Linked DNA regions of Mus musculus: region 1 is linked to region 2. The links are chromatin contacts, found by Hi-C or POLR2A ChIA-PET in ENCODE. All regions are on one chromosome and are shown on one strand. Each heading gives the region's core, a stretch centred on a gene start or an enhancer-like site at or near the end of the contact. The rest is flanking DNA. Distances are from core to core; before and after follow the strand shown.

Region 1 (4,434 bases), core at 1,544-4,043, 370 kb before region 2:
CCCCCTTCCCCACAGGATGTTCAGAGATGGAGACTCTCCCTGCCAGCATTCAGTCCTCTATCTTTCTTCCACTGTGTCTCCCCTTGAATCCACACAGGGACTTTGTATATAGTTTATTATTTATTTTGTGGTGACTAGGTCTCATGTAGCACAGGCTAGCCTCAAACTGGCTATGTAGCTGAGGGTGGTCTTGAGCTCCTAATCTTCTGCTGGGTATGCTCTACCTTGCTTATGGGGTGATCTGATGGGCCTCCTGTGTGCTTGACAAGCACTCTACCAACTGAGCTGCAAGCACCTTACTCACTGGGCTACAAGTACTGTATTGGCTGAGCTACAAGCACCTTACCAACTAGACTATGAGCAAGCTGTGTCAGTTGAGCTGCAGGCACTGTTACAGAAGGTCTCTGGTGAGGACAATGACTTGGTTGGAGGTGGCTCTGACCCATCAAGCTCTTGGTGCTGTGAAGTCACCAGAGTTCACCTTGTGAACCTCCTCTTCACCTACAGGGTTGTTGGGGTCACAGGGTTTCTCTTACCTGGGAGTCCTCCAAACCCAGAGTTTGCCCCAGGCAACAGCAGGTGGTGCTCGGGAGTCAGGCCAGCATGCTCTGCACTGGAGGGACCCCTGCACCCCGCTGCCCTCTTGGTCCATGTTACCATGATCAATGGCCCAGGCGAGGTGAAGGGCAGTGGGCAGGGGGTCACGGTGCTGTAGGTCATAGTTGGCTGTTGTCCACACACCCAGGCCTGTGAATTTGTACCTGCCAAAGTAAAACCTTCCAACAAGCACACTCCAGTCAATCTGGTACTGCATAGTGGAGGCTAGGGGAGCTGGTCTTCCTCAGCTACATGCGCATGATGAGAACAGCCCAGGTGACGTGAGACTCACAAAACAGCAGAGCAGGAGCTAAAGAGATGGTGTGTTTATATATGTTTGTGTGTGTATATGTATATGTGGATATGTGTATAAGTGTGTTTATGTATGTATATATATGTGTATATGTATATATGTGTGTCTGTGTCTGTGTGAGTACATGTGTATATATATATGTGAGTGTGTGTAGGTATACATATGTATATATGTATGAGTATTATGTATATGTGTGTATATATGTGTATGTATATGTGTGTGCATATATACATATGTGTGTGTATGTATGTATATGTGTGTATATGTGTGCACATATATGTATGTATATATTGTTATATGTTGTATGCATGTATATGCGTGTATGTCTGTGTATATGTATATGCATATGTGTATATGTATGTGTGTATGTGCCACAGTATATGTACAGAGCTCAGATAACTTCAGGAAATCTATCCTCACTGTCCACTCTGTGGGTCCCAGGGACTTGAGTTCTCAGGCTTGGGCAGGGCACCATTGGCTGCTGAGTCTCTGGCCTGTGCCTTCTGTCTTTGATGTCCTGTTGCTTACTCATGAGAAAAAGCGAAGTGTGTGAGTGTGTGAATCGCAGCAGCAGTGTCATGCTGGGATAATGAGGCCAGAACCTAGGTAGTGTGAGATTCCAGGACTTTCAACCTACAAGGAAACGAAAGCTGAATCCAAGGTCACTGAGGTCACTGCCATAACACAGGGCAGTGCAGTAGCAAGGGCGACAGAAATGGCCCCTGTCCTGTGGCTGGTGACGTGGCCACGTGTCCTTCTAAAACTGTCCACTGTGAACCTAAAAGGTTTTCACCATTAATAGAAACCTTGTCATCAAACAGAGTCCAAAAGGGTAACGCTCAGTGGGCCATGGTGGGGCACACCTTTAACCCCAGCACTCAGGAGGCAGAGGCAAGTGGATCTCTGTGAATTTGAGGCCAGCCTGGTCTTCAGAGTGAGTTCCAGGGCAGCACAAAGAAACCCTTTCTCGAAACCAAAACCAACCCAAGCACAAACCAGCACAAAGGCCGTTGTGCACCCTCCCCTTTCTCCGGTGTCTTATTGGCTTTTGCTAGTGGTTGTGGTAGTGGTGTTTTGTTTTTGATGTGGTCTCATGTTGCTAAGGCTGGCCTTGAACTCACAATGTAGTCAAGGATAAGCTTGAATTCTTGATCCTTCAACCTCCACCTCCTGAGTACTCGGGTAAAGCGATGCACCTCCGTGTCTGCCTTAAGAGCATCCTGTGTGAACGGCCCCGGCCAGTCTCTCCTGGTCTCCTTGGTTCACTCTTCCTGTGGCCAGTGAGCACCCCATCATTTACTTATTTATTTAGGGATTTTGAGACAGGGCCTCATTGTGTAGTCATGGTTACCCTAGAACTTGCCTTGTAGACCAGGCTGGCCTCTGCCTCACCAGTGTAGTTGGGATAGGCTATATAAAGCTGTGAACACTGCTCAGCTGCATAGAGAACCATCCAGAACCATCCACAGAGCCTAGGTACAGCTGCCTGATGCCTCTGCTGCACTAGACCCCCAAATCATCCACCCAGAGGACCCCAGATCCCTCCCCTCTTGGCATGTGGGGTTCCATGGCTTTAGTTTGGCTGGTGACCGGGTTGCAGGGTCTCTTGAGATCTGTGGAATCAAAAAGAGAATGCCTGGTCCCCTCAGGCACCCCAAGATTTGTATGGCCATCACAGGGGAGCTCCTGTCTGGAGTGGCGGAGGCAGGCACCAGGCATAGCATCCTGGTAACTTTGTGAATTTCTTCACATTCTCTGCGTGTCTGAGTTCTATGTTACTTCTATCGCTGTCTCCTCCATGCTTTGTTCTGGGGTGGCCATTTTCATCCTCCCCAGCACACGGGAGGTGTAATTATACCTCTCGCCACATGGGGAGCTAAACCCCAGTCCTGGCTTACAACTCCTGCAGGATGCTCAGAGCTTCTCCAAGAGCAAGGGCTTCTCTGAGAGGCCTTCTCCCCAAGTCACCACAGGTAATTCCTGAGTTCTCCTGTGCTGCCCGGAGAGACTGCGCTGTGGTTCCCGTGGACACGGCCGGGAGCTCTACAGGCCCCACTCCACCCACAAGCCTTTCCCCCAGGGTGGCCACGTGTTGAGCCTCATGGTGAGCTGCCTGTGAGGAATGAGCCTAGCTGACTCACATCTCAGGGTTTTAGCTACAGTTGATTCCCTTACTACCTGTATGTGTGTGTGTGTGTGTGGGGGGGGTGATGAGGGGGCATGGCTTGGACGTGAGTCAGGGACTGGCTGGTGACACAGTTCTCTGCAGAATCACAGCTTGGGGTCAGCAGACACAATGAAAAGCCAAAACTGCCCACCAGGAAAATCATGGAAAACAGAAACATGTCCAGACACATATGTGGACAAATGCAGCCATGTCCATAGTGATGATATGCAGAGGGGTGTGTGTGGGTGTGTGTGTGTGTGTACATGATTAAATACTGGCCAAGGATGGAGGTGTGGCTCCTGAGTAGAGTAAAGCCCTGACTTGGCATGCACACAGCCACACACACATGATCACAGAAATGCCCGTGCCCTGTGCCTGTCTGAAGACATCCTCACACACAGCACATACCTGAAGATAGACTCTGACACACTCCCACTTGTATCTGTGTATGCTGATCTCTGCACACATGCCTGCACTCGGATGCATCTTTAGTGGACACACACACACACACACACACACACACACACACACTCGGCCTGGTCTGTGTTCTCTCTACCCAGCTATATTTAGCTCAGGAGAAATCTCGGGCTGAAGTCCATGCGGTTTCCATGTCCTGCCTGGAAGCCCTGATGAGTGATTTCTCTGCATCCCATGCTGAGGCCCGGCTTCTCTGTCCCCAGGAGGGGAGCTGGATGTCAGCCCACACACCAGAGAGCCAGGCAGGCTGAAGGATTTTTTTGTTATGATCATTAATTGAAAACTGATTAGGGGACAGGAGTGCATCCACCCTTCCCAGCAGCCTTCTCAAACAGCTGGATTTCTGTGGACACCAGGACTTCAAGATGGCGTCGCTCATGCCATTGAAGGAGAAGTGGCTCATGGAGGTTAAACCTGGAGAGCTGCCAAGCTGGCTATCGATACGGGATTTCACCCCAGTGGCGCTGCAGGAGCCTTTCGGAGAGGGTATGACCGGTATTACGAGTTCGGAAAGGCAGCGTCTGTCTCGGGGATTAACATGGTACTGGCAGCCTGTGTGGTTTTCAGCTACTGCATTTCTTACAAGGAACTCAAACATGAGCGGTGACACAGGAACCACTGAAGAGGGGTCACTATGGAGGGCACCGCATGGCTGAGCAAAGCCCCTACCCCGCTCTGATCCAGGAAGAGTTCATCTGGCCAAACCTTCATACCCTGACTGAGAACTAGTGTCTGATAAAAGGTGACTGAATGGTTCAGGTAAAAAAGAAAAAGGAGGGGCTGGTGAGATGGCTCAGCAGGTAAGAGCACCCGACTGCTCTTCCGAAGGTCCGGAGTTCAAATCCCAGCAACCACATGGTGGCTCACAACCATCCGTAAC
Region 2 (4,087 bases), core at 175-2,674:
GTCGGGGATGCTGGAGGAATGGCTCAATGGTTGAGAGCATGTACAGTAGGTGGGTGCAATTCAAGGTGCATGCCTTTAATCCCAGCATTTGGTAGAGGTAGGCAGATCTCTGAGTTCAAGTCCCTGGACTAGAATGAGTTCCAGGACAACCAAGGATACAAAGAGAAAGACTACAAGAAACAAAGAACATTTACTGCTTTTGTGAAGAACCTGGGTTTGGTTCCCAGAACCCATGTAGTGGCTCACCAGCAACCCAACTGCCCATAACTCTAGTTCTTGGGAATTTGACACCCCCTCCCTGGGTACATTTGTTGTGCACACACATGAGTGCAAAGCACACATACATATAAAATAAACAGATAAAGAACACCCTCTGCCCCCTACACTCAACTCAAAACGAGGGCCAGTGAGATGGCTCAGTGGGTAAAAGACTCTTGCCAGAAAACCTGAGTTTAATCTCAGGGACTCACTCGGTAGAACAGAGAGGATTCCCACAAACTGTTTTCTGACCTCCACAGGCGCTCCATGGCGCAGTAATGTAAATACACAGACAAATAAAATTGGGTTGTAGGGTGCTGGTGAGATGATTCAGCGGGTAAGAGCATCGACTGCTCTTCCGAAGGTTCTGAGTTCAAATCCCAGCAACCATATTGTGGCTCACAACCATCCACAACGAGATCTGACGCCCTCTTCTGGAGTATCTGAACACAGTTACAGTGTACTTACATATAATAAATAAATAAACATAAAATAAAAAAAATTGGGTTGTAAAGGTGTTTTGCCTATGTGTCTGTCGGGTATCTGAAGAAGCCTGAAATGGGAGTAGATTCTCCTGGAAATGGAGTTACAGGTGGTTGAGAACCACCTTGTGGGTCCTGGGATGTGTAGTGTTCTTAAAGGGTGAACACCTCTCCAGCTCCTGTCTTGAGATCCTGAGAGAAACTCATTTTATTGCCTCTTCCAGGAATTCACGGAGGGGATGAGCAGATGGGGTGGAGGGGGAAGGCAAGGATAATTTAACCAATCAACTGGGAATGCAAATCCCATCCTCTGAACGCAGCCCTACTCCGGTCAAAGTCACACCCTATCCAGGTCCTGCCCCCAGACCATTCGGTTCCGCCTTTATTCCAGGCCCCGCCCCCAGACCGCTCTTCACCGGGCACCTTGTCGCCAGCCAAGCTTCTTCAGACCATTCACCTTCACTTCTATTGAGGCCCCGCCCCCATATAAAGCCCCGCCCGCATAACCAAGTCCCGCCTTCCATCTTGAGCCCCGCCCAGAAATCCGACTCCTCCTTCTCATGGCCCCACCTCCAGCACATGTACCGCCCTCACAACAACCTACCCAATCCGCTTCGCGGTCGCTTTGCTCCGCCCCCATAAACAGCCAGAGGCCTCCTCGCTTGCGCATTCGCCTCGCATCACTTCCGGGGGCGGTGTTAGGTCAAGCTCACTTCCGCCCGCGGCGGAGCTGCGGTGGTGGCGGTGCAGGAGGCTGGGTCGGGGTCCCCGGGGGACAGACAGACGGACGCACGGGCGGGCGGCCGGGAGCCATGGAGTGCGGCCCCCGGGCCGGCGGGCGCGGGCGGCGGTGAGTGCAGGCGGGCGGGCGCGCGCGGGCTGCGGCGGTTTATGGTGTGGGGCCGAATCGAGCGGGGGCCCTGCGTCCGAGACCTCCCTGCGCTCTCCGGGGATGGCTGTGAGACCAGCGCACCCACCGTGTCCCTGGCATCCCCATGTCCCAGTGCAGCGATCCTGGAGCAGTCGCTTAACCTCCTCAGGACACGGCTGTGTCCCCAAGAAACGCCCGGGCCAGCCGCAGACCCAGGCCACTGTCCCACACCCTCTCTGTCTACATCTGTCTGCTGACATTCACCGGCCACCTTTGCCACTCACCTGGCGTCTTCCTGCCAGCGGGGGCCCACTGCAGGCTTCCTTTCTGCAGCCCAGGACTCCTTTATGGTTCCTCATCACCCCCACGATGAAGCCCTCTTGCTGAAGCACCCTCTTGCTGAGGGTGCAGCTTGAGCAGACCCTGCTCCCCTGGGAGCCCTTGCAGTTTTTCGAATCCTCTCCTGCTGCCCGGGTTTACCTCTGCGGTCCTCTGTCACTGAGCTATTTCCTTTTTTTCACGTGTGTGCGCCCACGCAGAGGACAGCTTCCTGAAGTCAGTCCTCTCCTACCATGCTGGTCCCCTGATCCAAATCGGATTTTCAAACTTGGTAGCAAGTGCCTTTACCTGCTGAGCCACCTCCCTCAACCCTACATTCTTTGAACTCTTCAGCTCCTAGAGGGTTGCCTCCCTACTATGACTGGCCCGGTGAGGCATGCCAGAGCAGACAGTCATATGTAGGTCATCCTAGAGCCCTTACAGTAGCTTGGTTGCTTGTAACACCAGGGCCTGGTTTTATGTCTGTGATCACAATGCTTGGGCTTTGTGGCAGTGAGTGAATAATCCCGGCTTACAGTACCCAGTGGCCCCATCTGTGACATGAGGTCCCACATGCTGTCTGTCCTCTCCATATAACACTGGCAGGTCCCAGAGGCTTATGTCTTTAATGTCTTTCTTCCACAGCTTTATTTTCTCTGGCTGCCCTGCACATGGTTGTTGAGTGGAAGTGGGTCTTCCAGGTCCTGCCCCATGCAGGATGGAGAACTAGTTAACTGTAGAAGTATCTGGAATCATGACTGAGAGTTCCTCCCCATATGGCAGACTCAGGATACTGGCATACGTAGGGACAGCCACAGGCAGGAAACTGAGGCCTCCCCTTGCTTGACTTGTCTAGAAAACATACTGCAGGTTGAGACCCCAGAAATTACACACCTGATAAGATGTGTGGCTAGGCATGAGGTCTGTGACTAGGAGGAGGAAGGACAACTCTAGAAGGGAGGTCACTCAATAGGTGTGTGCTGCAGAAAGTGTCAAAGTAGCGAGGGCCAAGCCTTTGACACGGAATGATAGCGGCGGCTGAGATGGACCTTCGTAAGGTTAGAGTGCAGTTGGGGAAAGGTTCAGGTGGTGGTTGATGGAACCAGCAGGCTTAAAGATGATGGGAGTGACCCGGAGGGGAGTGTGAGGGACAGCACTCCCTTTCCTGGCCTTGGTTCACTTTGTCTCCAGCTTGGTCAGGTGTTCTTTCTCACTGGACCACAGGTCCTTCCAAGCCCTCTGTGTCTAAGGGGTGTTAAATGAGGAGGCCTTGATTATAAAGCCAGTGTCTCTAAACATTGACCTTGTGGATATTTGGAGCGGGGTCATTCACTGATAGCCTGTTCTGGGCTATTCAGGGTCTTGGACAGAGTCTCTGGTCCCCACCTGCTCTGTAGGTGTGCTCCCAGTTACAGATGTGGCCTGGTGTTGTCTTGGTTCCCACCTGCTCTGTGCTAGAAGTGCTCCCAACTCCATTCTAGGAGTGCTGTAGATTCCAGGTGTGGCCTGGTGTCTCTTGGAGACACCTGGTGTCATCTGCATCTTTGAGAATTGCTACCTGGGAGCTGGGGACTTGTTGGTACTATCTTTGTCCTTGCTCTGGCTGTCATAGCTGTCCTCTCAGTGTGTCCCTGAATTGTTAGGGACTGGGATATCCCTCTCACCAGTGGTCTTACACCTCAGATTCTCAGGGATCCAAAAATGTGTGTGTGTGGACCCACAGCTGCCTGAGTGTCATGTGTCTCCCTTTGCCTGTTATCCATGTCTCTCTGTCCCTGTGGATTTATATGCTGTGACCTAAAACCCAGGTGTAGGTTGATATCCTGTTAAAATTGCACCATGAGCCAGGTGTGCTGGTGCACGCTTTTAATCCCAGCACTTGGGAGGCAGAGGCAGGCGGATTTCTGAGTTCCAGGACAGCCAGGGCTATACAAAGGAACCCTGTCTCAAAAAACAAAACAAAAACAAAACAAAATTGCACTATGAAGTCTTCTGCCTTCCTCTCAGGTTATGAGAGATGGTTGTGGGCTTTTCTGGAAATGTCTCTGTATCTATCCATTGGCAGCTCTGCATACAGTGGCAGTGGCTTTGGTGTCACTTGAACACATTTTAGGATGTCCTGCAGAAATGGAGCATTTGGGTTTCTATTGGAGTCAGG

Evidence for each region. Hi-C counts contacts between places; a loop is a spot of excess contacts on that map. ChIA-PET counts read pairs that join two places held with the same protein, here RNA polymerase II (POLR2A).
Region 1: a loop to region 2 is called in a map of T-helper 2 cell, with 2.4 times the contacts of the local background. The contact joins the enhancer-like site here to the promoter of Abhd17a in region 2. A Hi-C loop is called at or near these places in 1 of 37 maps with a recorded cell type or tissue (T-helper 2 cell). POLR2A ChIA-PET finds 5 or more read pairs at or near these places in 1 of 5 experiments (embryonic stem cell).

Annotation. Positions count from the first base shown.
Region 1 is chr10:80,954,196-80,958,629 of GRCm38, reverse strand. All of the region lies in intron 2 of Gng7 (guanine nucleotide binding protein (G protein), gamma 7), which reads left to right. It also overlaps the pseudogene Gm3828. Among named protein-coding and RNA genes, the nearest start is that of Gadd45b, 26 kb to the right of the region's middle. Within about 2 kb of position 2,793, at least 2 of the 3 ENCODE cell types and tissues checked have a DNase peak (open chromatin) inside an H3K27ac peak, as active enhancers do.
Region 2 is chr10:80,587,678-80,591,764 of GRCm38, reverse strand. Abhd17a (abhydrolase domain containing 17A) reads left to right here and starts at 1,424. Exons shown (of 5, transcript NM_145421.2): 1 at 1,424-1,590.